Regions from separate parts of the Homo sapiens genome. Here region 1 is linked to region 2. Evidence: chromatin loops called from intact Hi-C (ENCODE). Cell type or tissue: mammary epithelial cell. All regions are shown on one strand. Links, peaks and the distances in the headings refer to the core of each region. The heading gives the core; the rest is flanking DNA. Region 1 has its middle 95 kb from the start of LINC02177. Region 2 holds the start of LOC105371078 (a long non-coding RNA gene).

Evidence for each region. Hi-C counts contacts between places; a loop is a spot of excess contacts. Peaks named below come from ENCODE experiments on the same cell type or tissue, not always from the same donor. Only the 100,000 strongest peaks of a DNase experiment are listed, where the experiment ranks them.
Region 1: a loop joins it to region 2, with 17 times the contacts of the local background. A loop is called at or near these places in 2 of 110 quality-filtered maps.

Annotation. Positions count from the first base shown.
Region 1 is chr16:9,252,875-9,268,795 of GRCh38, reverse strand. No RefSeq gene overlaps it. Among named protein-coding and RNA genes, the nearest start is that of LINC02177, 95 kb to the left of the region's middle. RefSeq lists an enhancer at 10,010-10,304. In mammary epithelial cell, for the core only: CTCF peaks have their summits at 10,146 (motif pointing left) and 12,496; no DNase peak of the experiment used is centred there.
Region 2 is chr16:10,249,803-10,265,723 of GRCh38, reverse strand. It overlaps LOC105371078 (a long non-coding RNA gene), which reads left to right and starts at 13,081. Exons shown (of 3, transcript XR_001752077.1): 1 at 13,081-13,410. RefSeq lists an enhancer at 6,406-6,455. In mammary epithelial cell, for the core only: a CTCF peak has its summit at 8,735 (motif pointing left); no DNase peak of the experiment used is centred there.

The DNA of each region.
Region 1 (15,921 bases), core at 5,194-13,193, 1.0 Mb after region 2:
GAACCCCATATGGCAAAGGGATGAAGGAGGACTCCAGAAACTTCAGACTCTAGGACCAGAGAGCTGCCTCAAACCAACAGCCAGCAAAAAGCCATGATGCTCAATCATGCATCCGTAAGGAAATGGATTCTGCCAACACTCTAAATGAGGTTGGAAGCAGATCCTTCCCCAGTACAGCCTTGAGATGAAAATACCATCTGACCAACACCTTGATTGTAGCCATGTGATACCCAGAGCAGAGGACCCAGCTAAGCTATGCTCAGACTCCTGACCCACAGAAACTGTGATATAATAAGTACGGGGTTTTTTTATGCAGCCAAGATTGTGGCAACTGTTGAAACGGAATTGTTGAAAAAACAAATGATAAGGGAGAGAGGGAAAGAGAGAATGGCTGAATTAAATGAGTGAATGTGTAAATGGGTAGGTGAATGCATGAATGGAGAAATGGATGCATGGATGGGTGGATAGACGGATGGAGTGAATGTGGCAATAGACAGCTAATACTGTGCCAAACACACAGGTCTCCTTTCTGCCACTTTGATTGTGCTGTACCCCTTCATCCATCAAGGAATTCACTCAGGCTGTTATTTCTGCCAGATACAGCCTTTTCCCAGCTCTGTACAGAGCCAACTCATTCTCTTCCTTCCAACTTCAGCTCAAATACCCTTCTCAGAGATGCCCTTCCTCACCATTCAACCTAATCACCTCTTCAGCACTCTCTATGCCTCATCTGCGTCACAGAATCTAAACCAATCAGAAATTACCTTTATTTATCTGTTTCCTTGAAATTGTCTTTCTCCACTAAAATGTCACCTCCAAAAGGGAAGGGACTGTGTCTGCCTCCACTACATGTAGAACAGTTCCAGGCACTCAGTAAAGCTCAGGAAAAGACAGCCCCATCCACACACCCCAAATCTTGATGAAGTTTGCAAGCAGCTTAAAAGCAGAATTTCCAGACGCACTCCAGCACAGCACACCTGTGAATGATCCATGAACATAACAGAAGGTACTCCTGGTCCTTAGCTCTTCCTACAGCCTCCCTCTCCCTTCCCACGCACCCATTTGTATGCTCATACAGAGACTTGCCATATTATTTCCCTCCCTCACACATTCACCCTTGTGATTTAACTGTATTTGTGTGGAGTTTTGTGTTTTGTTTTGTTTTGAGATGGAGTCTCACTCTGTCACACAGGCTGGAATGCAGGGCACGATCTCAACTCACTACAACCTCCGCTTCCCAGGTTCAAGCGATTCTCCAGCCTCGGCCTCCCAAGTAGCTGGGATTGCAGGCATGCACCACCACACCTGGCTAATTTTTTGTGTTTTTAGTAGAGACAGGTTTTCACCATGTTGGCCAGGCTAGCCTTGAACACCTGACCTCAGGTGATCCACCCACCTCGGCCACCCAAAGTGCTGGGATTACAGGCATGAGCCACTGCGCCCAGCCTGTATTTGTGTATTTAACTGTAAGTTACTGCCTCATAAAAGCCAGCAGCAATTTGGAGAGGGGGAGAAGATACCCTAGAAATATGAACATAGTGTTCACCTCCTACAGTTCATCTCCACGTTGTTCTCATGTGTTAAAATGAGACAATCTACCAAGGAGAAGGGGGCATCTTGTCTGTATGTTCCTGACCATCAAATAATACAATCAAGGAGTTGCACATTAATATGAAATAAGAGCCTCAAAAATTTCCAGAAGGGTCATTAGAAATTGTTTCGCCCGCCCCTTTTAATCTAAACAGGTGTATTGTTGAGCACCAGCCCTGAGGGGCCCTCTGTACACTGCTCTGCGGACCAAAAAGTGTGGCAAATATGAGTTCCACATTCTTCTCTTGGGGGCTCATGGTGAATGTTAGTGTGGTGGTCTGGAGGCAGCAACTGGCCTCACCCCTCTGCCCCTCTGGGTTCTGAACCACCCATAAGCCAGAGGAGGAATGAAATGCTTTATTATCCCCAAATGGAGAGTTTCTGGCTTATTTGGGATGACCTATGGTAAAGGAAGGCTTTGTGTTACTTTACTAGGGAGTCTGGAATCTAGACATTGACTTCTGCTCTGACAATATATGGACTAGATATTCTAAAGGACTTCTTCACACAAGACGACTAAATCCTAAAGAAAATAAAATGTTATTAGTGGGATCACAAGAAGCAAGGGAAATCTCCAAGGGGCCAAAAAATTAAGTTGAAGCTTAAGCAGATCAGACAAACACGCATAAGGCAACATCAGTGTGGCAGTCAAGTACAAGTCTCAGGATAAGAGCAAGATGTGGGGATTGGACCCGACCCTACACTATTAATCCAGGTAGCTAAAAACAGACAGTGCCTTTGGCTCTCGCAAGGCAAAAATGCAAAATCCTCTCTAAAGGAAAGCATTTTTAATCTATGTCCTCAGTATTCTCACAGATTAAGATTGGCCCAATATAAACTCACAAATGAGCAAGCAACAAAAAATGATCAGATACACTTGAAACCAAAGAAAATCTATAAAATAGAACTATGATTATTGAAATTAGAACTCAGTAAGTATGGTTTTTCTTTTTAAAAAAAAGCAGATTATACACAGCTAAAAAGGGAAATTCATAAACTGGAAGATAGAGGGCAACACAAAGGCAAGAATAAGCAAATAAGACATTCAGAGCTGTGAAGGGCAGAATATGATATTGTAACATATATTCTAATTTGAATCCCAGAAAATAAAAGAGAGAGAATAAAAATGAGTTTATTTGAAAAGGCAAAAACTGAGAGTTTTCCAGAACTAGTAAAGACATGAATCTACAGATACAAGGGTACCATTTACACCAAACTGACTAAGTTAAAAAGAAGCCTATTCCTAGATACAATGTAGTAAAGCTATAGAACATCAAAGACAAATAGGAAGTCTTAAACCAGCAGCAGATGGAAGAAACCAGCAACAACCCTCAGCACAGATGTAACAATTAGACCATCAACAACTGGACTTTTCTTAACGGTAGCGACAAGAGTCATCAAAATTCTCTCTTCATCGGGTTGAGAAAAAGAGAACTGTCAAGCTAGAATAGCAGATCTAACAAAACTGTATCTCAAGAATAAGAGCAAAATAAGGACATTTTCAGACTTATAAAAATAAAGCTTTAACCAATAGGCCAACTAAAATAATTTCTAAAGGATGTAGTTGAGAGAGAATGAAAATGAACCCAAATAAGAAGGCCTGAGATTCAAGAAGATTAGCAAAGGGGAAAAAGGATAAAACACGTAGGTTAATCTAAAGAACCACTGTATTCATAAAATATAGCTGTCTAACAAGTAGGCTTAATAAAAAGAACTGAAGTCCTCAGCAATGAGAATGTGTCAGTTAGGAAAGAAATGGCTAGGGTTAAAGTAGTCTGAGATCTTCATATCATCAGGCATGGTGGGAAGGTGATGGCAGTCAAGATACCAACATTACAGCCTGGGCAACACAGTGAGGCCCTGTCTCCAGAAAATAAAAATAAAAAATAAATTATCCGGTTGTGGAGGTGCATGCCTGTAATCCAAAATACTCATGAGGCCGAGGTAGGAGGCTGCCTAGAGCCCTGAAGTTTGAGGCTGCAGTGAACTATGATCATGCCATGGCACTCCAGCCTGAGGGACAGCCTCTAAAATTAAAAAAAAAAAAAAAGGATACTGCATTAAAAGTTAAACTGACATTAAAAGTAAAAGATACTAACATTAAAAGTCTCATGTGCCTAGTAAAATTTCAAAGATAATAATTTAAAGAGTAAAAGCAGAGATTATAACTTCCATCTCAGGAAAGAAAAAAAAAAGTAATAAGAAAAAAACTTAATTTTTATAGACCAAAAAAGATAAATTATATATATATATATATATATATATATATATATATATATATATATAAAAATGCTGTACCAATGAAACCTCAAAAAAGTTACAACAGGAGAAACAATCCAAATAGATCAATAATCACAATAAATGTAATGGAAATAACCATCTCAGTTAAAAGAGATTATCAAATTAGATGGGACGGGGCAGGGAATCCAGCTATCTACTGTTAAAAAAAAAAAAAAGCTAAAACGTAAAAATATAGGAAGGTTTTAATATAGCAAGTAAAGGAACAGACAAAGATATTAGGTTGGTGCAAACATAATTGCATTTTCACCAACCTAATACATCAGCCAAATACTAACAAAATAAAGGTGAGTGGCCATATTAATACCAAATAAAATGGCTTTTTAGTAAAAAATATATATTAGGGAGAGAGAGTCATTGCAACATAATAAAGCATTTGCTTCTCCATGAAGACATGATTCTAAGAACATTTGCATATAGTCAAATAACTTTACAATACATACTGCAGATGCTTCCTCAGACTTCTCTACAGAGGATCTCAGCTGGCCTCACACCCTAACAAGTGTGGAGAGAAATGACTGTGGGTGGCCAGGTCAGCTGTTGGATGAAGTGTCCCCAGCCCTGGTAAAAACGGCCAAGATATGATAACTTCTCCCCATCTTTCTAGAGATATGAGTCATTCTTCTTTGCATGAGGAATAAAGAGGTCAGAGCTGAAGCGTCTTTTCCATAATCCCTTGAGAAGGCAGAAGTGTTAGATTAAGCTCCTACTTTACAGGCTGGGGACAGGAACACTGAAAAGAATAAAGAAACAATTTGTAGCTGGGTGTGGTGGCACGCCTGTCGTCCCAGCTACTTGGAAGGCTGAGACTGGAGGATTGCTTGAGCCCAGGAGATCGAGGCTGCAGTGAGCTATGATCACACCACTACACTCCAGCCTGAGTGACACACCAAGACCCTGTCCCTAAAAAGAAAAAATAAAAGAGAGAAACAATTTGAATTGAAAAGGCAGAAACCTTGACTTTGTTGAATCTAATATTCCTCTGATTTTTTTTTCTTAACACAGATCTACAAAATTTTGGCAAACAGAGACCTGATCCAGCCCTCTCCTTTCAAAGATGAGAAAACAGAAAACACACAGAGAGGTGATGTGGCTTGCCCGAAGTCACACAAATAATGTATTTGCATGTACATATAATCATTAATATTCACACGAGGACCCAAAAAAGATTGTGAAAACAAGTGAATTTAAATGTTAAAATGGCAAATTCTCCCTCAATAAAGTAAAAAGCTTCTATCGAACAGCCCCACTAAATTAAAAAATGCACTTCAATAGGTCTGCTTTCCCTCCGCAAAGGGCTAGCAAACAAGAAAGGCATAGCATGCTGTGCACGGCATCGCAATGTCAGATAGCTGCTGACTCCAGTAATTCATCATTGAATTGAAAGCATTACATACGGGAAGAGCAAAAATCTAATTCCAGCTCATTTCAATAAGAATTGATCTAAGGGTTCATTACATAAAGTAATTTTTACTAACACAACTTTGAACGCGTCCTCCAACAAGGGTTAGAATCTCTCCCATGATAGCGGGAGCCGATCAGGGGAAATCTGCATGCAGATAAATGCTGCCTGCTAAGTTGCAGATTCCTTGCGTTCAATTTAACTAAGTTGTTTTTCTTTTTTAATGTTTGCTTAATATTGGAGAGGGCTGGGAAACTGGAGTTAGGGATTATTTTTAAAAGAGATCTAGGGGCCAGACGCAGTGACTCATGCCTGTAATCCCTGAACCTTTGGAGGCAGACGCAGGAGGGTTGCTTAAGCCCAGGAATTCAAGACCAGCCTGGGCAACATAGTGAGACACTATCTCTACCAAAAAAAAAAAAAAAATTTAAAATTAGTCGGACATGGTGGCATGCTCCTATAGTCCCAGGAAGGCCGAGGTGGGAGGATTGCTTGAGCCCTGAGGTCAAGACTCCAGGGAGCTGTGATCACGCCACTGCACCCCAGCCTGGATGACAGAGTGAGATCCTGTCTCAAAAAGAGGGTGGGGGAGGGGATCTAGGATCTCAAATGCAGATTCATTTGTCTCCATGAGCTGTGCAGCCTTAACTGCACTTCTCTAACTCTAGTACTTCGTCTATAAAAATACTTATATTTCATGTGATAATTGAATAAGAAAATGGACGTAAAGTACTTCACAGAGGTTAAAGTTCCTGATGAAAGGTAGCTTTTAAAAAGCTCATAAACCGTTCACTAGTTCATGATCTCAAGACATTAATACCTACCTGGCCTGACAGCCTTTAAAAGAGTGAACGAATGTGTGTGGTATGCAATGACTGTTAGTTCCAATCTCCTCCCCTTTGAGTGGGCTTGAGTGAAATCCTCCAACATCCAAATATACCCAGGCTTGTGTCTGATTGGCCCAGCAGTGAGACTCAAATAGCTGAGTCTTCCATCAAGAACCTTAACCTCTGCTAGCTGGACCAAGATACCTGATTCCTTAAGCAAAAGAAACAATTTGTCTATCTCTTTTTTTTTCCTTTTTGAGACGGAGTCTCACTCTGTCACCCAAGCTGGAGTCCATCGGCTCAATCTTGGCTCACTGCAACCTCTGCCTCCTGGATTCAAGCGATTCTCTTGCCTCAGCCTCTCAAGTAGCTGGGATTACAGGCGCTTGCCACCACACCCGGCTAATTTTTGTATTTTTAGTAGAGATGGGGTTTCGCTATGTTGGCCAGTCTGGTCTCGAACTCCTGACCTCAGGCGATCCACTCGCCTCGGCCTCCCAAAGTGCTGGGATTAAAGGCATGAGCCACCCCACTCGGCCTCCTCTATCTCTTATTAAATAGGTTTTTCTAGGCTCAAAGAACAGACCTCTGGCTAAATTCAGAAGTTCTTAACTTTGAATACTCATTGGGGTCATCAGATGAGGGATGGGGGGCTTTGAAAAACCCTGTGCCCAAGCTGTACCCAAAACCAGTTAGATTCTCTGGGCATGGGACCCAGATGTCAGTATTTTTTAAAGCTCCCAGATGCAACAACAAAAAATAAAATAAAATAACCCAATTAAAAAATGGGCAAAGGACTTGAATAGGCATTTCTCCAAAGATGGTATATAAATGGTTCTATGTTCCTGGAACAGGGGAGCCAAGACAGGATGTGGTGGGAGGTGGGCTAGGAAGATTTAGTCCTCAGACTTCTGCCACGCACGGGTTTGAGGGCAATGGGGAGGGAGCCTTGGAACGTGTTAAGCAGATGAGTAATCTAGTCAGATTGACGTTTCTGGAAAATTACTCTCACTACAAAATAAAGAGTAGATTGGATGGTGTGTGACCAGAGGCAGAAAGACCAGTTTGGAGTCGCTGGGTGGACCCAAGGTCAAACATTTCTAGGACAGTGGTTCTTACACATGCCTGGAAATCTTCTGTAGGGCTTGCTAGAGCACAGATTGATTCAGTAGCTCTGGGCTGCAACCAAGAATTCACATTTCTAACAAGTCCCCAGGCAATGCAGGTGCTGCTGGTCTGGGAACCTGACTTTGAGAACCACTGCTCTAGGTGGTAGTGATGTTAGAAGGGGGGTTCATTTGGAAAGCAGCTTCACAGTTCTAGGCTGGTGGTTCTAGGTCAAGATTTAATGCTGGCTGCACATTAAAATCACCTGGAGAGACTGGGCCCCACCACATCCCCCTTCACTGATTCATCTGATCTTGGGTAAGGTCTAGGTGTGAGCACTGAGAAGCCTGCAAATGACTCTAGTGTGAAATCCGGGGCGAAAACCAATCCTTGCTGCTCAAAGTGTGGTCCACGGCCCAGCATCTTCAGCACTATCTGGTAATGAATGAGAGCTGCATCCCAGACCCACAGAACCAGCCTCTGCATTGTAACACAGTTTCCCAGTGGTTCCTTTGCACGTGAAAGTTTGAGAAGCATGGATGTAAATAGCATCTGGCCTGAAATGGGATTCCAGAAACAGCTGGAAGCACAGGGGAGGTGGAATCCAGCCCCCAGCATGATAACCCGGACAAGGACTCTGGGGAGAAGAGAGATTCATTCATTTATTCCAATGGACTATAATGACCTTCCCTGTGTGCTGGGCATTGTGCCAAGTGCTACAGAAATAGGAGGCAGGCACCTGGCCTCAAGGCCAATAAGACATGACAATAATAAAATGAAAGGCCAAGAGCTCTCACGATGAAGTTCTAGAGGTGCTTCTGAACGGGGGCCAGGTCAGCAACTCCAGCACCAGCTCCCTGAGAGCAAGGACCTCTCCCCAGCACACAACATGCCAGGCACCTGCCAGATTTCCATAAATGTTTGCTGAAAGAATGCCAAATTCGGTGGCACTGGAGGTGGACCTTCCAGGTGGGGAAAAATTACTATGGGCAGAAATGAGCCAGGACTTTGCAAATCGACAGACCCCCCAGGGCCAAACCAGGTTATGGTAAAGGCCAGGATGTGTGTGAGGGACCAAGTGCATGGTGCCATTTGGCTGGATCTAGATCTGGTCAGCACTCTTTCTCTGCACAGAGCCAGAGAGTAAACATTTCAGGCCTTGTGGGCCATGCAGTCTCTGTTGAAACAATTCGACTCTGCCCTGATACTGTGAAAGCAGACATAGACAATCAGTAAACACATGGGTGGCTGGATTCCAATCAAACTATCTACAAAAGCAGGCTGCAAACCAGATTTGGCCCGAAGGCCCCTGATCTAGAATAAGAGAGGAAAAAGCTGGAGATGAAGCCGCAAAGGTAACTTGGAGGTCGTTAGGAGATCACAGAAGGCCTTGGCTACCACGCAAGGGAGGGCAGACCTTGAATCAGCAGTGGGAAGCTCTATGTTGGACATTAAAGTGCAAGGGTCAGCTTGGAGGACTCCATCAGACAGAAATGTGTGAGATAAGATCAGGAGCTGGGGGAGGAGAAGTGGGGTCAGGGGGACCTTTAGGAGATTTGGGGTGGCTCCCAAAGTTCTAGACAACCAAGAGCCAGAGCAGCGGCACCCAAAGAGAAAAACTGGGGTGCAAGAGATGCTTTGGTGGCCAAGGTAGTGAGGGAAAAGGAGGGGTTGGTTGGAAACAGTGCATTTTCTGGTCACTGGGGTGATGAAGAGGATGCTGTAGGCAAAGACAGGGAAGCTGGCAGGATCTTGGGGAGTGAGGATCTGGATCTGGAAGCTCAGGGAAAGCATGTTGAGCCCAGCAAAATCCGAATCTGCGGCAGCATGAGGCCCCCCATCGACTCCCCATCGCCCCACCCTCCCACCCCAACACACCCAAGCGCAGAGGCATCTGGAGACAACATTTGGGAAAAGCAAGAGTAAAAGGTTAAAATGCAGGGCTGGACTGGCTGCTGTTGTTCCCAAAGATATGAATCTGAGAGACAGAGCTCACCCCAGGCTGGGGTGAATCCCTGCATTCGGGAGCCAGAAGGAGCTTCAGAGCAGCACTCCTCAAACCTCAATGTGTCGCAAACCCCCTAGAGAGGCTGTTAAGTAAGATTCTGCTGCAGCAGGCTGAACTAGAGGCCCAGACCTTGCAATTCCAACAAGAGCCCAGTGGTGCCGATGCTGCCAGCCCAGGACCACACTTTGAAAATCGAGACCATGAACTCATTCCTCTAACGTCTGTTGTCACCTAAACGAGGACAGTGAGGATCACTGTGCTACCATTTGGTTGAGTGACTAAAACACACTAGTCACTGGAGATACTGAGAAAATAGCAAAAGGAGCTAACATTTGAGCCCTTGCTATGAGCCAGACACCACCTAAGAAACCTCCATCTGTCACTCATCCATTCCTCGCAGGGGAAGGACCAGCCATGAGGCAGGCTTCACGAGTGCCCCCGTTCTCCAGACGATTTAATGGCCTCAGCACAAGGCAGCCACACTGCAGAGCTAGAACTCCATCGCTGCACTCAAAGAGGACAGCAACGGACCACCTAGGCAAGCTATGCGTCCTCCTAATCGAGGCAAGCTCTTCAACTACATTGGACTCAAGGCATCATGAACCTCCTAAGTGAAGTGGGCTGCAGGGATCACATATCTGCTAGCAGTAGGGACACCCACGGGGCCATGTGGCTAGGATGTTACCCATGGACAATTCTTTCGCTTTGCTTCTGAGACACTAAAGCACTAAGCCCTTAGACGAGACACTTCCACAGAGCCCATGTAATGCAAATAAATGCCCCCAAATAAAAGGGAAATAATCTGGTGCAGAATTTTGTAGCTGGTGCGTATTTGATGGGCATGATTTTCAGAAGTGGCTCCCAGCCCCTTTGTCAAGGTCCTGGGGTGCAGTTCCTGCCAGGTGTTGCGATACTACCACCTAGTGGCAATGTGGAGGTCTGCTGCGGAAGTCGAAGCGTCTAAACCCCCAAAACAACAGGGTAGGCTGCATTCTGTTAACACCAGTCTGGGCGGTGGCTGTTTTTAGCTGGGTCTCTCCTTCTGTGCCACTTTCATCATGGAAACTGGCTCTCTAGACCCAAAAAAAGCTGCGACGTGCTCTGCAAAAGCTGTTTGAGGGCCAATTTTAGCTGCATTTCTTGGAATTTGGGCTCCCAGGAGGAAGGAGGGATGTGCGGTTTCAGGAAGCTGTGCATCTTCTTCCTGGAGGCTGTTCTGGCCATGAGATCATGGATCCCTTTGGGTTCTGCACTGCACCCTGCAAAGGAGTATTTGGGTTTTATACATGGCAGCAACTGTGTCCTGGGAGAGTTTTCTTCATGTGGATCAAGAGCTTTCTTCATATGGATCATTTCATTGATGCTTACAAATAACCCTACAAAGACATTTAGAATGATGCCCATTTTACAGATGAGGAAATCAAGAGTTGGGAAAGTTAAGTGACTTGGCCAAGGTCATAGAGCTGGTACCTACCAGAGCCATGATTGCAACTCCAGAGTTTGTCCTCTACACCCAGAACCCAAACAAAGCATTAATCAAGAGTTCAAAGTCCCAGGTTCACCCACACTCTGCTGCCAATTCACTGTCTGACTTTGAGCAGGTCATTTAACCTCTCTGGGTCTCAGTCTCCTCGATGATAAAATGGGTGTGTTCCTCATAGATCCTGCTTCACAAGGTTATATGAGGATCCAAGAAGAAATCTGATATCCTTTGACTCAGTGGTTCTGTTTCCTGGCCTGGGGGACATCAGACTCCCAGAGTGTTCTACAGATTCCAGGAGATGGATGAGGATAGGCTCAGGATCGTGACACATGAAACTCTGCTCCATGAGCTGGGGACTGCCATTTGTTTGATTACCATTGTGCAAAGAGCTTAGTTAGCCCCTGGTAGGAAACTGAAGAGATGACCACCTACTATGTGTCAGGCCCTTATGCTGCGCATTGGATGTGCAAACGTAAGTGAGACATAGAGTTCATGGCCATGTGGCAGAGACTGACAGGTAGCCACGTGGACCCCTATACATTAAGGACTGTGACGGAATAAATATGGGGTGGAGGAGAGGGATATGGGATCACAGAAGGTCCCCGATCTAGCTTGACAGGATAGGCACCAGAGAAGCCTTCCTAGAAGATCTGACTCTAGTGGAGCCCACAAAGCTGTTAATCAGGTAAGAAAGGAAAGAAAAGAAGACTCTTGAGAGATCTGCAGGCCACGTGACATGCCAGTGCCCTGGAGGTCAACCTGACCCAAAGACAGAAGCTTTACCAGACTGCACCATCTCCAGAATCCTAGAAATCTCTCAAGTTCCTTCCCTTCCCGCTGCTTTCCAAAGCAACCAAGTCACTATTCACCTAATAACAAACAAACAACAACAACAACAAATTAGCCATTGTCCATGTCAGCCAAGGTCCAATTTCATGCCTTAAGATTTTGGACAGGTCATTGGAAGGCTATCCATCCCTGCTGCCACCATGCCAAGCCTCAAAATGCTAAATTAAATATAGGTAAAATGACAGGCTCACTTTTCCTATCTTTTACCTTGCTTGCAGATGGCTGTCACCTAGTCGGGGACCTGCAGGTACAACTGTTTAATATCTCACTGTTTCTTCACTGATACAATGTTGTCCTCCAGGAAATAGCCAGCAATGTCTGGAGACATGTTTGGTTGTCATAACCAGGGGGTGAGAGAGATGTTGCTACAGGCATCTGGTGGGTAGAGGCCAAGGACACTGCTCAACATCCCACAGTGCGCAGAACAGCCCCTACCACAAAGAACGATGTGGCCCAAGACACCACTAGTCCAGAGGTGGTAAAACCCTGTTGCATCCTGTTGAGCTGACCATGGAGGGCACTAAAGGAAGCCATTAGGCCACTGATGAGCATTCAGAGCCCTCCTGGATAGAGATGGAGGGAAAGGGGATGTGAAGTTTTCTATCTGACTTTATTTTTACCATATTGCATTATTCATCCATGTGGTTTTCAGTATTTTACCCCATCACTGACCATCAACACTGCCCCAATTCCTGGGAAAAATCAGATGGTACCTCAGCCCTTTCCTATTCTCCATTCATTCCACCCACGTGGACTGAGCACCTAATGCATGCCAGGCACACGATGGTGCTTAAGGCATAGCCTCTGCTCTCAGAAGCATTCAGTCTCCTGCAGAAGGCAAGTTTGGCCCCTTATGTGACTGGAGAAATAGGACACCAGGTGCCACGACTCCAGGGGCGCCACCTCTCACCTTGTAGTCTATGGGAATGGCGCCCCTGGAGGACGGCTTCAGAAAAGCAGGTGAAGTTGCCTCTGGGGTTGACCAATGTGGCAGCCTCTGAAATGCTAGAAAACAGGAAAAGGCAGATCAGTGGGGAGGGGGAGCTTTAGCTGTGCCTTAAAGGCAATGGAGGAGGACAAGGAACAGACAGGGAATAATATGGACAGATAGTGGAATGAACGGACATATGTCTAATACATACCAACAAGAGTGTCAGATACAAAACCACTACAATAGACGTTGCAATACCACTTTACAATATAAAGCTCACTCAAGACTTAATAATGTGCTAGGGGCCTTCACGAATTATCTTCCTTTGCCCACACATTAACCCTGGAAACAGATATTATTATCATCTGCAAATTGCAGATAAGGAAGGTGAGGCTTCATAATTACATATTTTACTCAAAGCTGCCCAATTCCAAGGTGGCAGAGCTGAAACTGGATTGTGAATGTTGATCATATGAACTTCATCATTCTTGTCACACCCAACTAAAAAAGAGTTGAAAAGTCAGGGGGGAAAATGCACTCAGGACACATAATATTGCTGCAAGAATGTTATTCTCTGCAAGTCCAGCTGCTGAGACTGCCTGTTGTAACCTGAGACTAGTTTTATCGATAACTGCTGAGATAAAGTGCTGCAACTCTAGGACTAATTTCATCTACTGCCATCGCCCACCAATCAAGCTTGCCAGCTCCCCAGAAACGTCTAGAGCCAATGAACATTCTCAACAAGCAATACACAACATTTCTCTTTGCCATAAAACCTCCAACTTTCTCTTTGTTCTTCAAATGTACCAAAGTCCGCCCAGTCTGTGTGCAAGCCCCAAACTGCAATTCTTTCTTCCCAAATAAAACATTAAATTAAGAAATTCATCACCACATTTTTATTTTGATTTTGCCAGAACCCATGGAGTTTAATTCCAAAAACTATATGCTTAACAGCTCCCCTATTAGCTGAGAAGAAAACTGTTCAAAAGCCCAGTAAGCAATGAGCATATGAGAGTTCAGGGAGCTAGCTGAAGCAGAAAATTTACTGGAAGAAGTAAAGAGACAGGCTCTGAAAAGCATCAAATGCTGGACTAAGCAGCCTGACCCTTGACACTGTAGAACTGGGAAGGCACATAGGTTTCCTCCTGTGATCCACCCTAGTTGATAGCTAGCTATGGGGAGAAGCAGTAAGGAGAGGAGTTTGAGGCTTGCTGTAATTGATTAGTGATGTCTGCCTTGAGTGTAGGAATGGGGGATAACAGCACACTTAGTCTACACTTGCCATTCCTGATGTGGGCAATAAGGAGCCATTACAAGTTTCTGAGCAAGGAGTGCTTTAGTAGGACTACTCAGGCTATGATATGAAGAGTAGAGACCAGAGCAGAGATAGCTGGGATTCTACGGAAAGCAGCATTTTCTTCAAAATATGGAACCTGCAAAAGGCAACCTGCTCCAACAAACTTGATCAAATATTTTTACAATTATCTCCACTCCCTGAATAGTTGTTTTAACTCTACTAACCTCATTCAAGAGTTCCACTGATGGCAAGTCCAAGGAACTCCAACAGTGCTTCCCCCCCACCAAGGAATATTCCTCATTATAATTTTGTTCTCATATAACTTTGACTAATTAGAACACTTGGGAAGGAAGGGGTGGCAGACAGGCTCAGGGAATCACGACAATAAGCAAGAAGGATTTAATCACCATCTGGTAATTCTAAATTACTATCCACAGTGTCCCAACATGGAAATGTCTTCTCCAAAAGGTGCCTTATTTGAGAGGTGTGGAGTGAGGTGGCCAGTAGCCAGAGGGCACCTCAAGGTGTCCCTCCCACAGCACACAAGCAAAAGAGCTCCTGTGCTGGTCAGAAAAAAAACCTACCATGGCAAAGTCAACTGCAAGGTATTAACAAGACAGACTAAAATCATAAAACAGAGACACAGGAATGAATCTTTATACATTCCTTCAACAAGTGCTTTTAACATCCTTACTGTGTGTCAAAGTACCTTAGAAGTGATACAGACATCTTCCCACTTTATGTTGAATCCACCCCACACCATCCATAGTGGACCATAGTGACTAATGTCTTCAGAAGCCCAGCACATCTTCCTCCATTACCCTTCTTCTAGTAACTTCTAGTAATTTCTACTCCCAATCATTGGGATGGACACATGACCCAGCCAGACCTGGCCAATCATGCTCAGTGATTGCTCCAGGAGTGGGCATACGATCCAAGCAGAGCCACACAGAGTCCTCTCCTGTGACGTTCTCTTGTAGTCAGGGTTGTGAAGGACGATGTGGAATCAGGAGCAATGGTGGCCATCTTCCCCACCACATGGACAAAGCAGAAGATGGAGCCAGGCAGAGGGAAGCAGACAGTCTCCACCTCCTTCAATTCTACAAAAGCTATCTGAGAATTCTTCCTGACTACATGAACCAATACATTTCCTCCCTTGCTGATACGGTTTGGCAATGTCCCTACCCGAATCTCATCTTGAATTGTAGCTCCCATAATTCCCATGTCATGGGAGGGACCTGGTGGAGGATAATTGAATCATGGGTGCAGTTTTCCCCATACTGTTCCCATGGTAGTGAGTAAGTCTCACGAGATCTGATGGTTTTATCAGGGGTTTCCTCTTTCGCTTGGCTCCCATTCTGTCCTGTCTGCCACCATGTAAGATGTAAGTGCCTTTCGCCCTTCACCGTGATTGTGAGGCCTCCCCAGCCACACGGAACTGTGAGTTCATAAATCTCTTTTTCTTTATAAATTACCCAGTCTCAGGTATGTCTTTATCAAGCAGCCGTGAAAACAGACTAATACGCTTGCCATGAGTTATCATCTCACCCCAGTTAAAATGGCTTATATCCAAAAGACAGGTGATAACAAATGCTGGTGAGGATGTGGAGAAAAGGGAACCCTTGTAAACTGTTGGTGGGAATGTAAACTAGTACAACCACTATGGAGAACAGTTTGGAGGTTACTCAAAATACTAGAAGTTTCCAGAAGAGTTTTGACTGATACATCATCCATGACTCACATCTCCACTTGGTATCCTCCAGGGATTGGGGAACTGATGGGGGACTCACTCTCTTGAGGTAACCCTTCTACTTTGAGGCACTTTGCCAGAAATCTCTTTCTTAGAAAAAGCCAAAATTTCCCTCATGGGTCCTCCAACCCTTGAATTCTGGTTCTGCCCTCTGGAGTTCCCCAGTCTGAATCTATGACACTGCTGTATAATATCTGCTAAACATGCATTTGCAAGATGCATGCCTTCCCCCAGGCACATCACACACACACACACACACACACACACACACACACACACTAACCCCAAGCCACCTCTTTGCTTGGATGAGCACCTGAGTTCAACCTACTGTTCTGCATTTGACATGGTATAATGGTGCATCTGCATTCAGGCAAGGCTG
Region 2 (15,921 bases), core at 4,561-12,560:
TTGTTTGTTTGTTTGTTTTGAGACAGGGTCTTGCTGTCACACAGGCTGGAGTGCAGTGGTGCAACCTTGGCTCACTGCAACCTCCACCTCCTGGGTTCAAGCAATTCCTGTGCCTCAGCATCGTGAGTAGATGGAATTGCAGGTACGCGTCACCACGCCTGGCTAAATTTTGTATTTTTGGTAGAGATGGGGTTTCACCATGTTGGCCAGGCTGGTCTTGAACTCCTGAGCCCAAGTGACCCGCTCGCTTCAGCCTCCCAAAGTGCTGGGATTACAGGTGTGAGCCACTGCACCTGGCCCATGTTGAAATTCTTAATAATTTTTGAACAAGAGGCCTCTTATTGTCCAGGCTGGAGTGCAATGGTGCAATCTTGGCTCACTGCAACCTCCGCCTCCTGGGTTCAAGTGATTCTCCTGCCTCAGTCTCCCAAGTAGCTGGAATTAGAGGCACCTGCCACCATGCCTGGCTAATTTTTGTATTTTTAGTAGAGATGGGGTTTGCCATGTTGGCCCAGCTGGTCTCCAACTCCTGACCTCAAGTGATCTGCCCACCTCAGCTTCCCAAAGTGCTGGGATTATAGGCATGAGCCACCGCGCCCGGACCCCTGCTTCATTTTCTTCATGCCATTTATCACTGTCTGAGAATCCTATTAGCTGCTATATTTGTTTCCTGAAGCTGCCGTAACACGGTACCAGGCACTGGGAGGTTTAAACAACAGAAATTTATTCCGTCACAGTTCTGGAGGCCAGAAGTCTGAGATCGAAGTTAGGAATGACTGCACTCTCCCGTGAGGCTCTAGGGGAGAATGTCTCCTTGCCTCTCCCAGCTTCTGGTGGCCCCAGCACTCCTCGGGGTTCCTCCATTTGTAGATGGGTCAGTCCCATCTGGGCCTCCGCCTGCACATGGGCTTCTCCTCCCATGTCTGTCTGTGTCCAAATTACCCTCACATATGTATATGGTTTTTTTTCATATTTATTTATTTATTTTTTCAGACAGGGTCTTGTTCTTTTGCCCAGGCTGGAGTGCAGGGGTGCTATCATGGCTCACTGCAGCCTCAACCTCACAGGCTCAAGCTATCCTCCCACCTCAGCCTCCCAAGTAGCTGGGACCACAGGTACATGCCACCACACCCAGCTAATTTTTTAATTTTTTGTAGAGACAGGGTTTTACCATGTTGCCCAGGCTGGCCTCGAACTGTTGGGCTCAAGTGGTCCTCCCACCTCAGCCTCCCAAAGTGCTGAGATTACAGGCATGAGCCACCGCACCCGGCCTCCTCCTTTTATAAAGGGATTCATCAGTCAGTGAATTTAAGGCCCACCGAATCCCGTATAACCTCATCTTACCTTGATTATATCTATAAAGACTTTATTTTCCAATAAGGTCACTGGGGGTTAGGACTTGAGCATATCTTTTTGGGGGACACAATTCTACCCATTCCAAATGTTAATTCGTTTATTTAATTTATCTTTTAAAAATCTTTTTTCCTGCCCCACTAGGATATAAGCTCCATGGAGGCCAACTTGGTCCTTTTTCCCTGGTCTAGCTCCAGTGTCAAGGGCAGTGTTTGAGACAAAAAAGTTGTTCAAAACCAGTTCATTGTGCCAGGCACAGTGGTTCACGCCTGTAATCCCAACACTTTGGGAGGCTGAGGCGGGTGGATCACGAGGTCAGGAGCTTGAGACCAGCCTGACCAACATGGTGAAACCCCATGTCTTCTAAAAATACAAAAATTAGCCTGGCGTGGTGGCGCACACCTGTAGTCCCAGCTACTCAGGAGGCTGAGGCAGGAGAATTGCTTGAACCCAGGAGGCAGAGGTTGCAGTAAGCTGAGATTGCGCCACTGCACTCTAGCCTGGGCGACGGAGCGAGACTCCGTGTCAGAAAAGAAAAAAACAAAAAAAGAATTTTAAACTCTGACTCAAATATCGAGATGAACGTTCTGGCATCGACACATGTCCAGCACTACTCTCACCTCCACAGTTTGGGACGAGTGCCCTAGAAAACAGCAGTGACCTTGTAAAAACCCTGGAAGAAAAGCTTCACCTAGGGAGTGTCACAAAGTTTCAGCCAGAACAAAAAATAGCTTGTAGCAGTCAATGCATTATTATTAGCCTTTCATGAGCAAGCATTGGTCACAGAGATTTTGTGTTTGAAAATGGCAAAATGTGCCTGTATCCAAAAGAAATGAAACCTGCAGAGAGGTTTTATGTCTGCACTTGATCAGTATTAATATGGAAAAAATAATAAACTTCTTTTTACATGTCACATTCTGGTTGACTGCAGGGATCCCAGAAACATTGCTATTAACACAATTCTTACAAGTGTTGGCCTCTCCACTGAGCCCCACCCATAGTGAAGTGCCATTATCTGCTCTTTTCTTCTCCTGAGATTCTTCACATTACGGCTCAAAGCGCTGATCTGCCAATCTCATCAACAGGCTGGATGCAGTTCAGAACAGAGGAAGTAGCTATTTAATTGGTCACAGTTCTCAACTAGCACCACTCAAGTTTAATAACATTTATACTATCTCCAGTTCTTTTTTTAAAATTAAAATGAATTTTTTTTTGAGACAGAGTCTTGCTGTGTTGTTCAGGCTGGAATGCAGTGGCACGATCTCAGCTCACTACAGCATCTGTCTCCTGGGCTCAAGCCGTCCTCCCATCTCAGCCTCCCAAATAGCTGGGACTACAGGCATGCACCACCATACCAAGGTAATTTTTGTATTTTTGGTAGAGACAGGGTTTCGGCATGTTGCCCATGCTGGTCTTGAACTCCTGAGATCAAGCAGTCCTCCTGCTTTGGCCTCCCGAAGTACTGGGATTACAAGAATGAGCCATGGCCTCCGGCCTCCAGTTCTTGTGAGGACATTGGAATATAACTGTTTTTTTGTTTGTTTTTCCTTCTGGGGCTTGGGGGATTTCTCTGGTGAAACCACCTTGAAATACAGAAGGCAGCAGAACCTGGAGATTTTGAAAACAGACGTGGTTCAGAACCCTCTTCATGTCCTTTACTAGGTGTGTGACCTTGGGCAAGACACTGAACCACTATGAACCTCAGTCTCCTCATTTGTAAAATGAGAACTAATATTTGCTTGTCAGTTTAAGCTAGGGATTAAATGAGATATTATAAGTGAAGTTCCTAGTCTAGTGTTTGTAAAGGGATCAAGCCATTTTTTATTTTTGATTTAGGGGTGGGCCTGGAGGAAGTGAGGGTGAGGATATTACTGCTTTGAATGTTGTTTGGAATCGATTCATTAGAATTATGCAAGTTGAGCTGGCATTGCAGTTTACTCTTTGTTTTAAACCTCTTCAGCAAATACAAGGAGCATGAAAAAAGGCAGTAAGAGGTATATTTGGAATAATACGGAATTGCAAAATGGTAGCTATTTCTTGCCTTTCATGTCGTTTAGTGTCCCAGGGTCTGGGACTTAAGTGCCTCAGGAAGGACTCTAATGTGTCTTGGGTGTAGATACTTTCTCCCTCCATACCTCCTATACTTCTACCAGATAATTCACTTTATGTTTTTACTTTTTATTTATTTATTTTTGAGACTGAGTCTCACTCTGTCGCCCAGGCTGGAGTGCAGTGGTGCGATCTCGGCTCACAGCAACTTCCACCTTTTTGGTTCAAGCAATTTTCCTACCTGAGCCTCTCAAGTAGCCAGGACTACAGGTGCATGCCACCATGCCTGGCTAATTTTTGTATTAACTACAGGCATGAGCCACCATGACTGGCCTCGTGATAATTAACTTTAGTATTAAAGTTATAAATGGATAACCAAAGTGCATATTAAAACTTCTTAAAAGTAGCATTGGTGATTACTGCAAATTATTGACGCTGTGGAGTGTAGCGTTAATGTGATACCCTACCTTGTTTTAGCCTGATTGACTGTCACTTAGCTGAGAGAGCCAGACAGACTCCGTTTTCGTTTCTTCACTTGCAGCCCCTTATCCTCCTCCCTTAAGGACATAACTGGTACAAGCTGACTCCAAGCACATCCAGGCATCCAGGAATGCACTTACTGATAAGATACTGAGGCAAGCTGTACCAGCAGCTCCTGGGAACTCGCTCGGTTGATGGTACCCAAAGCCCCTGCATTTATCTCTTTGTGATAGTTTAAGCCCCTGCACCTGGAACTGTTTATTTTTCTGTAACTGTTTCTGTAACCATTTATCTTTTAACTTTTTGCCTGTTCTGCTTCTGTGAAATTGCTTCAGCTAGGCTCCCCCTCCCCTTTTTAAACCAAGATATAAAAGGAAATCTAGCCCCTTCTTCGAGGCCGACAGAGTTTTTGAGCTCTAGCCGTCTCTCGGTCGCCGGCAGTAAAGGACTCCTGAATTAGTCTCAGAGTGTGGCGTTTCTCTATAACTCACTCGGTTACGACATTAAGACTATGATCCAATGCCAGCTCCCACCCTTACTGGCTGTGTGTCAAGGGTCCAGTCACTCTACCTCTCTGAGCTGCAATGTGCTCATCTGTAAGACAGGAATCATAATAAGATCCACCCCCTAATTAGATGAGTTTGCATGTGAGAAGTACCTAGAAGAGTATCTGACATGGAATGGGCACGTTGCAAATGTAAGCCCTCATTTTGGCTAAGGCTTTTCCCATTGCTATCGAAAAGTCTTTTGTGCCTCTTGAGTATGTTTTTCCACGATCACTTATTTTGCTTACTGTTCATCTGGATGGAAATTTTAGACGCAAACAAGGGGGGCAGTAGTCTAAACACATCCCTCAAAAATCAGAAACTGGAACTGAGTTTGCAATAGGCAATTTTCTTGACTTTTGCCATAAGCACCATCGGATAGAATCGTTACGGAATAGAATCATGACTTGAGAGAAATTTAATCTTTTGGGGTGTGGGAGCTACAACCTTAGACATTTCTTTGGATGTGAGGAGTGAGATTGATACCACGGTCAGGTCCCTGAGCCCAAGCTAAGCCATCGTATCCCCTGTGACCTGCACGTATATATCCAGATGGCCTGAAGCAACTGAAGAGCCACAAAAGAAGTGAAAATAGCCTTAACTGATGACATTCCACCATTGTGATTTGTTCCTGCCCCACCCTAACTGATACACATATTCTCCCCCGCCCTTAAGAAGGTACTTTGTAATATTCTCCCCGCCCTTAAGAATATACTTTGTACGCCTATCCTAAACCTAAAGAACTAGTTATAATCCCACCAGCCTTTGCTGACTCCATTTTGGACTCAGCCCACCTGCACCCAGGTGAAATAAACAGCCTTGTTGCTCACACAAAGCCTGTTTGATGGACTCTCTTCACACGGACGCGTGTGACAGTCACCTCTATGGAGGATGTTTGCTTCACCGCTTTACTGCACACAAAATGGCACCAGAGATTGCTATATTTCTTTTTAAAAAATAGAGTCTACTTGGTCAAGAATGCTTTTGCTTTTTCATCTCTTAGGGCTCATTTTGGAGCTGAATTAAATGTTTTAAATGAGGTCAGGCATGGTGGCTCACGCCTGCAATCCTAGCACTTTGGGAGGCTGAGGAGGGCAGATCACTTGAGGTCAGGAGTTCAAGACCAGCCTGGCCAACATGGTGAAACCTTGTCTCTACTAAAAATACAAAAATTAGCCAGGCGTGTTGGCATATGCCTGTAATCCCAGCTACCGGGAAGGCTGAGGCAAGAGAATTGCTTGAACCTGGGAGGCAGGGGTTGCAGTGGGCCAAGATCGAGCCACTGCACTCCACCCTGGGCAACAGAGCAAGACTCTGATTTAAAAAAAAAATGTTTTAAATTAATGAAGCCCCCGTGAAACTCAGATCCCAGAAATGTGTCCTGTCATCGTCCTTGCCTTCTGAGTCACTCACTTTTGCTTTACCATTCTGGGAAAGGGCTACATTTTCCAAAGTATATTTGTATATTTTTAAAATTTTTTTATTTTTTATTTTTGTCTCTTTACTTTTTTTCTAAAGCACATCTGTAGGGCTCTAGTCCTAGGGATCTGTGTAGTGCAGTGGTCCATAGAGCTTGGAAAACACTGGGTGAAACTCAGCTAAGCTGACTTCTGTAATTAACAAGTTTACTCATGTAAATATTCAGTTAATTTATTCATTTATTGTAGGGTCCAGTCCTACGGGGCTTATTGGGTGTTCTCCCCGTGTGTGGAGACGAGAGATGATAAGAAATAAAGACACCAGACAAAGAAGTAAAGAGAAAAACAGCTGGGCCTGGGGGACCACTACCACCAAGACGCAGAGACCAGTAGTGGCTCCAAATGGCTGGGCGGGCTGATATTTATTCTATATAAGACAAGGGGCAGGGTAAGGAGGGTGAGTTGTCCGAGTGATTGATAAGGTCAAGCAAGTCACATGATCATGGGACAGGGGGCCCTTCCCTTTTAGGTAGCTGAAGCAGAGAGAGAAGGCAGCATACATCTGCATTTTCTTCTATGCACTTATCAGAAAGATCAAAGACTTTAAGACTTTCACTGTTTCTTCTACTGCTATCTTCTAAGAACTTCAAAGAGGAACCAGGAGTACAGGAGGAACATGAAAGTGGACAGGGAGCATGACCACTGAAGCACAGCACCACAGGGAGGGGTTTAGGCCTCCAGATGACTGTGGGCAGGCCTGGATAATATCCAACCTCCCACAAGAAGGTGGTGGAGCAGAGTGTTCCCTGAGTCCTCCAAGTAAAGCGAGACTCCCTTTCATGGTCTGCTAAGTCACGGGTGCTTTCCCAGGCACTGGCATTACCGCTTGACCAAGGAGCCCTCAAGCGGCCCTTATGCAGGCGTGACAGAGGGCTCACCTCTTGCCTTCTTGGTCACTTCTCACAATGTCTCTTCAGCACCTGACCCTATCCCCGCTGGTTATTCCTTTGTTATATCAGTAATTAAACAAACAGTAATATTAAAGGCTAATGATTAATAATGGTTATACTAATGATTGATAATGTCCATGATCATCTCTATATCTAATTTCTATTATAACTATTCTAATTGTAACTATTTTCTTCATTATACTGAAACAGTTTGTGCCTTCAGTCTCTTGCCTCGGCACCTGGGTAATCCTCTGCCCACAATTTATCACGTTCTTATTGAGTGTTCCTCAGCATTATGCTAGGAAGGGGGATACTGTAGTGAGTTAGACTTCACTCCTCATTTCCCAGAGCTTCAAATCGAGTAATGATGACTGCAGGCCTTCTTGGAGTCTTAATTAACTGAGTATACCTAATTTGCTCAAAAAGGAATTGGGTGTCCTGCATTTTCTGGCCTGAAAACCTTTTTAAATAAAACTACTTTTTGAGTTCATTATTCCTTGGAACACATCTTCGGGGAATTCTTGAGTTAGGCTGTAGTTGCTAACACTGAGGTTACCATAACCATTACTATCCCTTGTGTCCTCAGAGGCCTGGTGTTCATTGAGTGTTTACCTTGTGGCCTTCGCATTTGTCATTGTATTTATTATTTATTTTTATATTTTGAGATGGAATCTTGCTCTGTCACCCAGGCTGGACTGTAGTAGCACGATTTCGGCTCACTGCAACATCCATCTCCTGGGTTCAAGCAATTCTTGTGCCTCAGCCTCCTGAGTAGCTAGGATTACAGGGACCCGCCACCATGCCCAGCTAATTTTTAAATTTTTAGTAGAGACAGGGTTTCAACACGTTGGCCAGGCTGGTCTCAAACTCCTGACCTCAGGTGATCCTCCCGCCTCAGCCTCTCAAAGTGCTGGGATTACAGGCATGAGCCACCGGGCCCAGCCTTGTATTTATTTTTATTATTTATTAATTTATTATTTCTATTTTTAGAGACAAGGGCTTCCTCTGTTGCCCGGGCTAGAGTGCAGTGAATGATCATAGCTCACTGTAACCTTGAGCTCCTGGCTCAGGCGATCCTCCCGCCTCAGTCTCCTGTGTAGCTGGGATTACAGGTGCACCACCACACTTGGCTAATTTTTTTTGTTGTTGTTTTCTGTAGAGATAGGGTCTTGCTATGTAGCTCAGGCTGGTCTAAAACTCCTGGGCTCACACAGTCCTCCTGCCTCAGCCTCCCAAAGGGCTGGGATTACAGGCGTGCATCACTGTGCCTGGCTGGATCACTGTGTTTCATTCTTACACTGATGCTGATGTCAATACTTTTTAAAAATCCCTTCTTGATACATGAGAAAATGGAGGCATAGAGGAGTGACGTAGTCTGCCCAAGATCACCTACTTGGGAAGTGGCAGAGCCCAGATTTGGATCCTGCTAGAGCCTGCAGAACCCCTTTAACCCAATGGTTTGCCACTGAGGGTGATTTTGCTCCCACGGGTCAGCTGGCAATGTCAGGAGACATTTTTGCTTGTCACTAGTTGAGATGGAGGTGCATTGGCATCTTGTGAGTAGAAACCAAGGACGCTGCTAAACACCCTAACATGCACAGAACAACCTCCCACAACACAGAATTACCAGCCCCAAATGTCAACAGTTCCAAGGTTGAGAAACCCTGCTTCAGCTAATCATTACACGGGTTTTAGTTCTATGAGTACCCCACAATTCATTAGGGAGACAGGACAAAGGCATACATGAATTCTAGTACAAGGAAGAGGCATGCTACAGAAAGGGTATAAATCATCCTTATGGCCCTCATTAGACCTTTTAATTTCCTTATAAGCCCTTTATTGCCACGGCTAATCCTTGCTAACCCTGCTCAGGGCTGTTTTCAGCAGAGGAAAGTTACCGAGCCCGTCCCCGCCCCCCGCCCCGCTTGACGTCTGGCGCCTCCTGGTGGCCTCAGGAGAAACTCCATCTTCCTCAGATACCCCACAAAGTCCTTCCCCTTCACCTGCCCCAACTCCAACCTCAGCCGCATCTCCCTGGGGCCCCTCGGCATCCTGATATAGTCACTGCCTCCCGTTGGTGGTCACCTACTGGCCGCAGCCCGGGACCTCTCACAGGAGCTGCCCTCTCTGCCTGTGAGTTTCTCCATTCTTTTTTTTTTTTCCCAGCTTTTGCACTGGGTACACTTTTTTTTTTTAAACTCTCCACTATGTTAATGAGGACCATTTTTCTTCTGCTTTGCAAACCCTGCTCACCCCTTCAGACGATGCTTAAAGACCCTCTCCTCCTGGACATCTTTCTGATTCTCCCAGAAAAAGTGAATGGCAGGGTCTTTTGTGCTTTCAGGCCTGGGATTTATGGTTAGGTTATAACTTACTAATTTATGTCTCTTTGTTCGTCCATCTGTGTGTCTGTCCCTCCACCTGTGGCTTCTAAGCCTGACTACAAAATGTCCTGGAGGGATTGCTAAAAACAAAGAAAGAAACAAGCAAGCAAACGATCTCCATCACTACAGGCATTTGCGTATATTTTTACATTCCCAGGGGGTTCTGAAGTACCCTAACATCTGAAAACAGCTCTGTATTGTTGCTCTTCCTTGTTCAGATCTGGCTGAAATGTCACCTCCTAAAAGAAGTGTTCCCTGACCTTTTGTAGTATTAATGACAAGGTTGGAAGAGGTGGCTCGAGGATTTATCACTGGAGGCTTTGAATGCCAGGTTAGGCAAGACAACGGGACATGGCTCTGTGGGCTTCTTAGGGTTTTTACCAGAGGGAGGGAGGTGATTCCTGGTGAGTGTTGGCAGTGTTAGTCCAGCAGGTTGGTGCAAGATGGGTGCAGGAGAGGTGAGGGCTAGATGTGGGGAGTTCCTACTAAGAGTTCTTGTAGCAACTTGGGAATGAGGAAACCGGGGCTTGGGCTGGCTTGAAGGCTGTGAGCATGGAGCTTCGGGGAGAGGAGAGAAGGGGACAATGTCAACACGTCTTAGACAGGTCCAGGCACTGATTAGCTATGGGGATGGCTGTGATGAATGAGTCAGACATGGCACTCAGAGTTCTAGCCTTGGCACCAGAAGGCTGGTGCTACTGCCAGAGGTAGAAAAGGCAGGGGAGAGCTCCTCTCCTGAGGGTAGATGATGGATCAACACTGGGACCCACTGAGTTTGAGATCCTAAGAGGATCATCTAAGAGTGGACTGAGAGGAAGGTCAAAAGAGGGGAAACTAGAGAGGAATCCCTGGAAACACACGATGCCTCATTTCCTGAGTTCAAGAAATAGCTCTTCCGGCATCTCCTACGTGCAGGCCCCCACGCCAAGTGTGCGGGTGAAGTGATGGATTAAACGGGTGTGATTCTTGCCCTCATGGAACTTCCCCTGTAGTGAGGGAGAGAGAGGAAAGAAATGTACCAAATATTTTCCAAAATTAATAATGGCTGGGCGCAGTGGCTCACACCTGTAATCCCAGCACTTTGGAAGGCGGAGGTGGGAGGATTACTTGAGGCCAGGAGTTTGAGACCAGCCTGGGCAACATAGACCTCGCTAACAATAAAAAATATTGGCCGGGCGTGGTGGCTCATGCCTGTAATCCTAGCACTTTGGGAGGGTGAGGCAGGCGGATTGCCTGAGCTCAGGAGTTCAAGACCAACCTGGGCAACATGGTGAAACCCCACCTCTACTAAAATACAAAAAATTAGCCGGGCTTGGCGGCGTGCGCCTGTAGTCCCAGCTACTTGGGAGGCTGAGGCAGGAGAATTGCTTGAACCCGGGAGGCGGAGGTTGCAGTGAGCTGAGATTGCATTGCTGTACTCTAGCCTGGGTGACAGAGCGAGACTCCGTCTCAAAAAAAAAAAAAAAAAAAAAGCCAGGCATGGTGGTCTGTGTCTGCAGGCTAAGGTGGGAGGATTGCTTGAATCCAGGAGGCAGAGGTTGCAGTGAGCCGAGATTGTGCCACTGCACTCCAGCCTGGGTAAGCGAGACTCTGTGTCAAAAATAAATAAATAAAATAAAATGTTAGCCAGGTGTGGTGTCATGCACCTGTAGTCATGAGTCTCCTGAGGTGGGAAAATCCCTTGAGCCCAGGGGTTCGAGGCTGCAGTGAGCCATGATTGTGCCACTGCACTCGAGCCTGGGTGACATAGCGAGATCCTATTTCTTTTTTGAGACAGAGTCTCAGTCTGTCACCTAGGCTGCAGTGCAGTGGCACGATCTTGGCTCACTGCAACCTCTGCCTCCTGGGTTTGAGAGATTCTCCTGCCCTAGCCTTCCGAGTAGCTGGGATCACAGGCACCTGCCATCATGCCTGGCTAATTTTTGTATTTTTAGTACAGATGGGGTTTCACCATGTTGGCCAGTCTGGTCTCAAACTCCTGACTTCAAGTGATCCTCCTACTTTGACCTCCCAAAGTGCTGGGATTACAGGAGTGAGCTGGGATTACAGGAGTGAGCCACCACACCTGGCAAGACCCTGTCTTAAAACAATAATAATAATAATAATAATAATAATTGCTCTGAAAGAAACCAAGATAAAGAAAAAAAATGTATCTTAAGTTCCGTTCCCTAGAGGCAGTCTGAGATGGCAACTGTTGTGCCAGTGATTTTTTGAGGGGCTGCTCTCAGTGAAAGGAAAGTCAGAGAAGCCAGGTAGTTAATCCTTTAGAGAAGGTTTCAGGTATGAGCCCTAAGTAGCTGATACCTACAGCAGTTGGGGGTGGGTCCACTGGCCTGGTGACAAGGATCTGAGTGGGACATTGACAGTATCTCCTCCCTTGTGGTAAGGGAAGGCCTGAGGAGGTGGCATTGAAGCTGAGACCTGAAGGATGGGAAGGAGAGAAAACCTGAGGCACGTGGTTGATGGACAGAAGGCAGTGCTCTGCATTCCAAGTGGAGGGGGTGGCACCGCACTAGTCCTGATGTGGAAGCAAGCTTGATGTATTCGATATTAAATTTTAAATGAAATTATTTAGGTATTAGACATTACATTTTAAAGGAAATTATTTAATTTAGGTATTAGACATTAAATTTTAAATGAAATTATTTAATTTAGTACATTAAATAATTTACTCTTTATATTTTAATTATTTAAAATGAAATTTAATATTAAAGAAAGCCAGGGTGGCTGGGATTTCTGAACCAAGGGAAGCGTAACCCAACATGAGATCAGAGCATCGCCAGGGACTTGTAAACATCGTGCAGAGCCTGGATTTTATGCTAAGGGCAACGAGAAACCTTTGAAGAGGTTTTAGGCGAGCAGCTGCCGAGATCTAATTTATGTTTCAAGATCATTCTGGCTGCTGTGCAGAAAATAGAGTAGGGTGAGGCAGTCATGCAAACCACAGTGCTAAACACTTCACAGGCATTCACGCAAATCCCACGGTGATCCTCGTTTTCCAAGGGGTAACTGAGACCCAGCGAGGGTAAGCTATCTGCCCAAAGACACACAGCTAACAAGGCAGCAGAACTAGGATTAAAAAAAAAAAAAATTCATTTTTAGAGACAGGATCTCACTCTGTCACCCAGGCTGAAGTGCAGTGGTGGGACCATAGCTCACTGCAGCCTTGAATTCCTGGGCTCAAACCATCCTTCCACCTCAGCCTCCTGAGAAGCCAGGACTACAGGCGAGGCCACCATGCCGTGCTAATTTCATTTACATTTTTTCATAGACACAGGGGTCTCGCTATGTTCCCAGGCTCGTATCAAACTCCTGGGCTCAAGTGATCCTCCTGCCTCAGCCTCCCAAGTAGTTAGGACCACGGCTGTCACCATGCCCGGCTAATTTCATTTTAATGTTTTGTAGAGATGGGGTCTCGCAGAGATAGTTAGGGTTAGGGTTAGGTTAGGGTTAGGGTCTCGCAGCAAGACCCATCTCAACGAAAAATTTAAATGAAATTAGCAGGGCCAATTGGCCTCCTGGATTGCTTAAGCCCAGGATTTTTTGTATTTAAAAGAAATTTAATTTAATGAAATTTAAAGGCAAACAATTTAAAGGTTGGTGTCGAACTCTTGGGCTCAAGCAATCCTGCCTCAACTTCCTAAAGTGCTGAGATTATAGGCTGAGCCACTGCACCTGGCCAGGAGCTGGGAACGGATTGCAGGCCACCGAAGCTGCAGTCTGAGCCCCCACTGTAGGAGCTCACCGCCTCCTTCAGGGTCCGCCTGCTCCCCTTCAAGGCCAGCAACGTTCTGCACAGGGCAAGAGCTCCATAAATGCTCTTTGGGCGGAAAGGTGTGGGAGTGAGAGAATCTGGACAGGAAGGGCCCACAATGGAGTGGGGAAGGCACCGAGGGGAGCAGGCAGGGTCCGAGGAGGAGGGAGTTAGCGGAGGGAGTGCTGGTGGGGTGGTGGTCATGAAAATCAGACGTTCCCAAGCGACACACCCGGACCAGACCGTAGAGAAGATGCTGGACTTGGTGCGTGGGAATCATCAGCGACCCCGGCTAGGGCAGCTTCGGGCAGCGTAGGGAGGAAGCCAGATTGCAACGGATTAAGGAGTGAGGGGGTGGCGAGATTTGCTGTCCTGATTCAGCCGCCGCGGCGGCAGCCCGGGCTGGCTCTCCTCCCACAGGTGCGGGCTCCACATGCGACGGGAACACGTGTGCCCACTCGTGCCACAGGCATGCAGGTGGGTGGAGGGGGCGGCTGGGGAGGACTGAGGCCCGGGAGTGCGGACAGCCGGGGTGCACAGCCTGAAACGGAGAGCAGAGGGCTGTGGGCTGCCGCGGGACCACGCGCACAAGACCCCACGCGTGGGCTCCGCCTGGGGGGAGTGAAACAGAGCGGAAGGGGTTTGCTTGGGTGCTGGGATGCTTCTCTGTGGAGGTGGCAGAGAGAAGGAGGGAGTGAAATGAGAGAGAAAATGGTGAGCTGGGCAAAGAGGCCAGCCCCGTGTGGTTTTTGGAAAGGACATAGTAGGCCTGGCATGGTGGTGCACGCCTGTGATCCCAGTGCTTTGGGAGGCGTAAGCGGGAGGATCGCTTGAGCTCTGGAGTTCGAGGCCAGCCTGGGCAACATTGTGAGACCTTGTCTCTACTAAAAATTAAAAAAAAAAAAAAAAATGAAAAGCTTGCAGTAGAAGTAGTAATGAACAACAGCTGCCATTTATTGAGGGCCTGCTCTGTGCCCAGCGCTGTGCAAAGTAGGCTTAATCGTCCTGAGACTCTCACTCTGATGAAGAACATGTTAATGGTATCATCATCATGTTGTGGATGAGGACACCGAGCCTCAGGTTAAGTGACTTGCCCAAGGAGTGCTAGAATGGAACTTGGGCTGGACAGACCCAAAGCTCCTGCCCCTAACCCCTTTTTGGTGCTTCTGTCTACACCTTCCTGGAAGGGGGTGACACGTGGGGTTTTGAGTTAGTCAGACCTGTGTACCAGCCACTGCCCTGTGACTTTGGGTCATTTCCACCCCAGAGGGTTCAGTTTCCTTTTTTGCAAAGCAGGGATACGGAGAAACTTTGGGAAGGCTGAGGTGAGAAGCATCTAGATAAGGGCAATTCATTCGTTCATCCGTTCATTTGTTCGTTTAGCCACAGGTGTATTGAGCACCTGCTGTGTGCCTGATGCTATGCTATGGGAATCGATAGTCATGAGCTAGATGGGGTCTGTGATTTCATGGAGCTTAAATCCAGGGGAGAGATATGGATAATAAATGAGTAAATAAATTTACTAGGTAATTCTGGATCATAGTAGATGTTACAAAGGAGAAAATGCAGTGTAATGAGAGAGAGCGAGCATGATGGCTGAGGGCCTCTGCAAACTTATCCGCACAGCAAATGGCAGTAGCCAGTATGATGCTCCAATTTCTGCTCCAAACAGAAGGTTCCAGAAACCTTAGCCAAAAGATGCCTGGAATCACTGGGGAACCCAATCAAAAGGTGGATACCTGCGTATTTGGAATAAGACTCCCTGCCTTTCTGTTGGTTGTGTTATCCTTGGTGTGAAGAAACAGAGGCTCAAAGAGGTTAAGCAACCTGCCTGAAGTCACAGAGCTAATAAATGACGGGACCGGGATTTGAACCTGAACAACTGGATTCAGGAACCTGTACACTTCATCAGTAGGCTGCTGGAGAGTGCAGACACTTTTTGTTAAAATGCAAACACCAACCCTGGGAAGAGTAACACACAGGCTCTTTGTTGCTGTTACATGGAATTTCCGTGTATGAGGGCCCTTAGAGATCATTTAGAGGAGCGAAGATCAGAGAGGTGATGTCCCTGCCCAAGGGCACACAGCCAGGCAGCCACAGAGCTGGGTTAGGAGCCTGAGGACAGATGTCTCTAGAGGGTATGGCACTGTCTGTCTCCAGCCCGAAGCTCGTTTCAGGTGGTGCTTGTCAGCTGATCACCCTGGCTCCATCAGCCATGCTGGCACTGCACAGCAGCCGGTCTTTATGGGCACGGACATTTTAATGTCCTTTATTCAGGCAAAACTCATTCCAGAATTTGAGTAACTTTGCATCTGGGGACATGTTTCACCGAGCCCCGAGTGGCTGAGTTGGCTCATGCTGGGTGACAATGACTCACTTTTATTGCCCCGTTGCTTTTGAGCCTGTGCCCGCCACAGATAACCTTGCAGGAGGCTGCAGCTGCCCTGGAGGTAGCAGCTCTCCAATGCTCCCCCTCGCCTAGTTAGCAGCGAAGGTGCTGTGCAGGCTTCCCCTCCTGCCCTTCTCAGCTTCCCCCCTACCCACCTCTCTCTTCTGGTTTCTGCAATCTATCCCCTTGGGGAAGGAAACCTGCCACCATTTGGGCCCAGGATGAGTAATTGGTACTTAGAAGGAAAATAAAGATGCCAAACAGGTCTACACGTTTGTCTGAGTGGCTCTGGTGTTCTTTCAGACCCTGATTCCACATGGCCCGGAGCACCCTGACTTGCTTTCTCAAGCCCCATTTTCCACATTCCTTCCTGGGTTGGAGATGGCCGGGACCGAGAGAGACAAAGCGGACCCCTTAGCATTGAGGCACGAGATGATGAAGCTAAGCCGACAGAAGAAAAGCTGACCCCACAGAAGGTGATGATGTAGCCCAGATATTTAAAGGCAGCTTTGATTTCAGCTGTCCTCTGGGCATCTCATGTGTCACAGCCTCATTTGTTGGGATCCTGGTTCAGACAGTGCAGTTATTACCTACAGTCA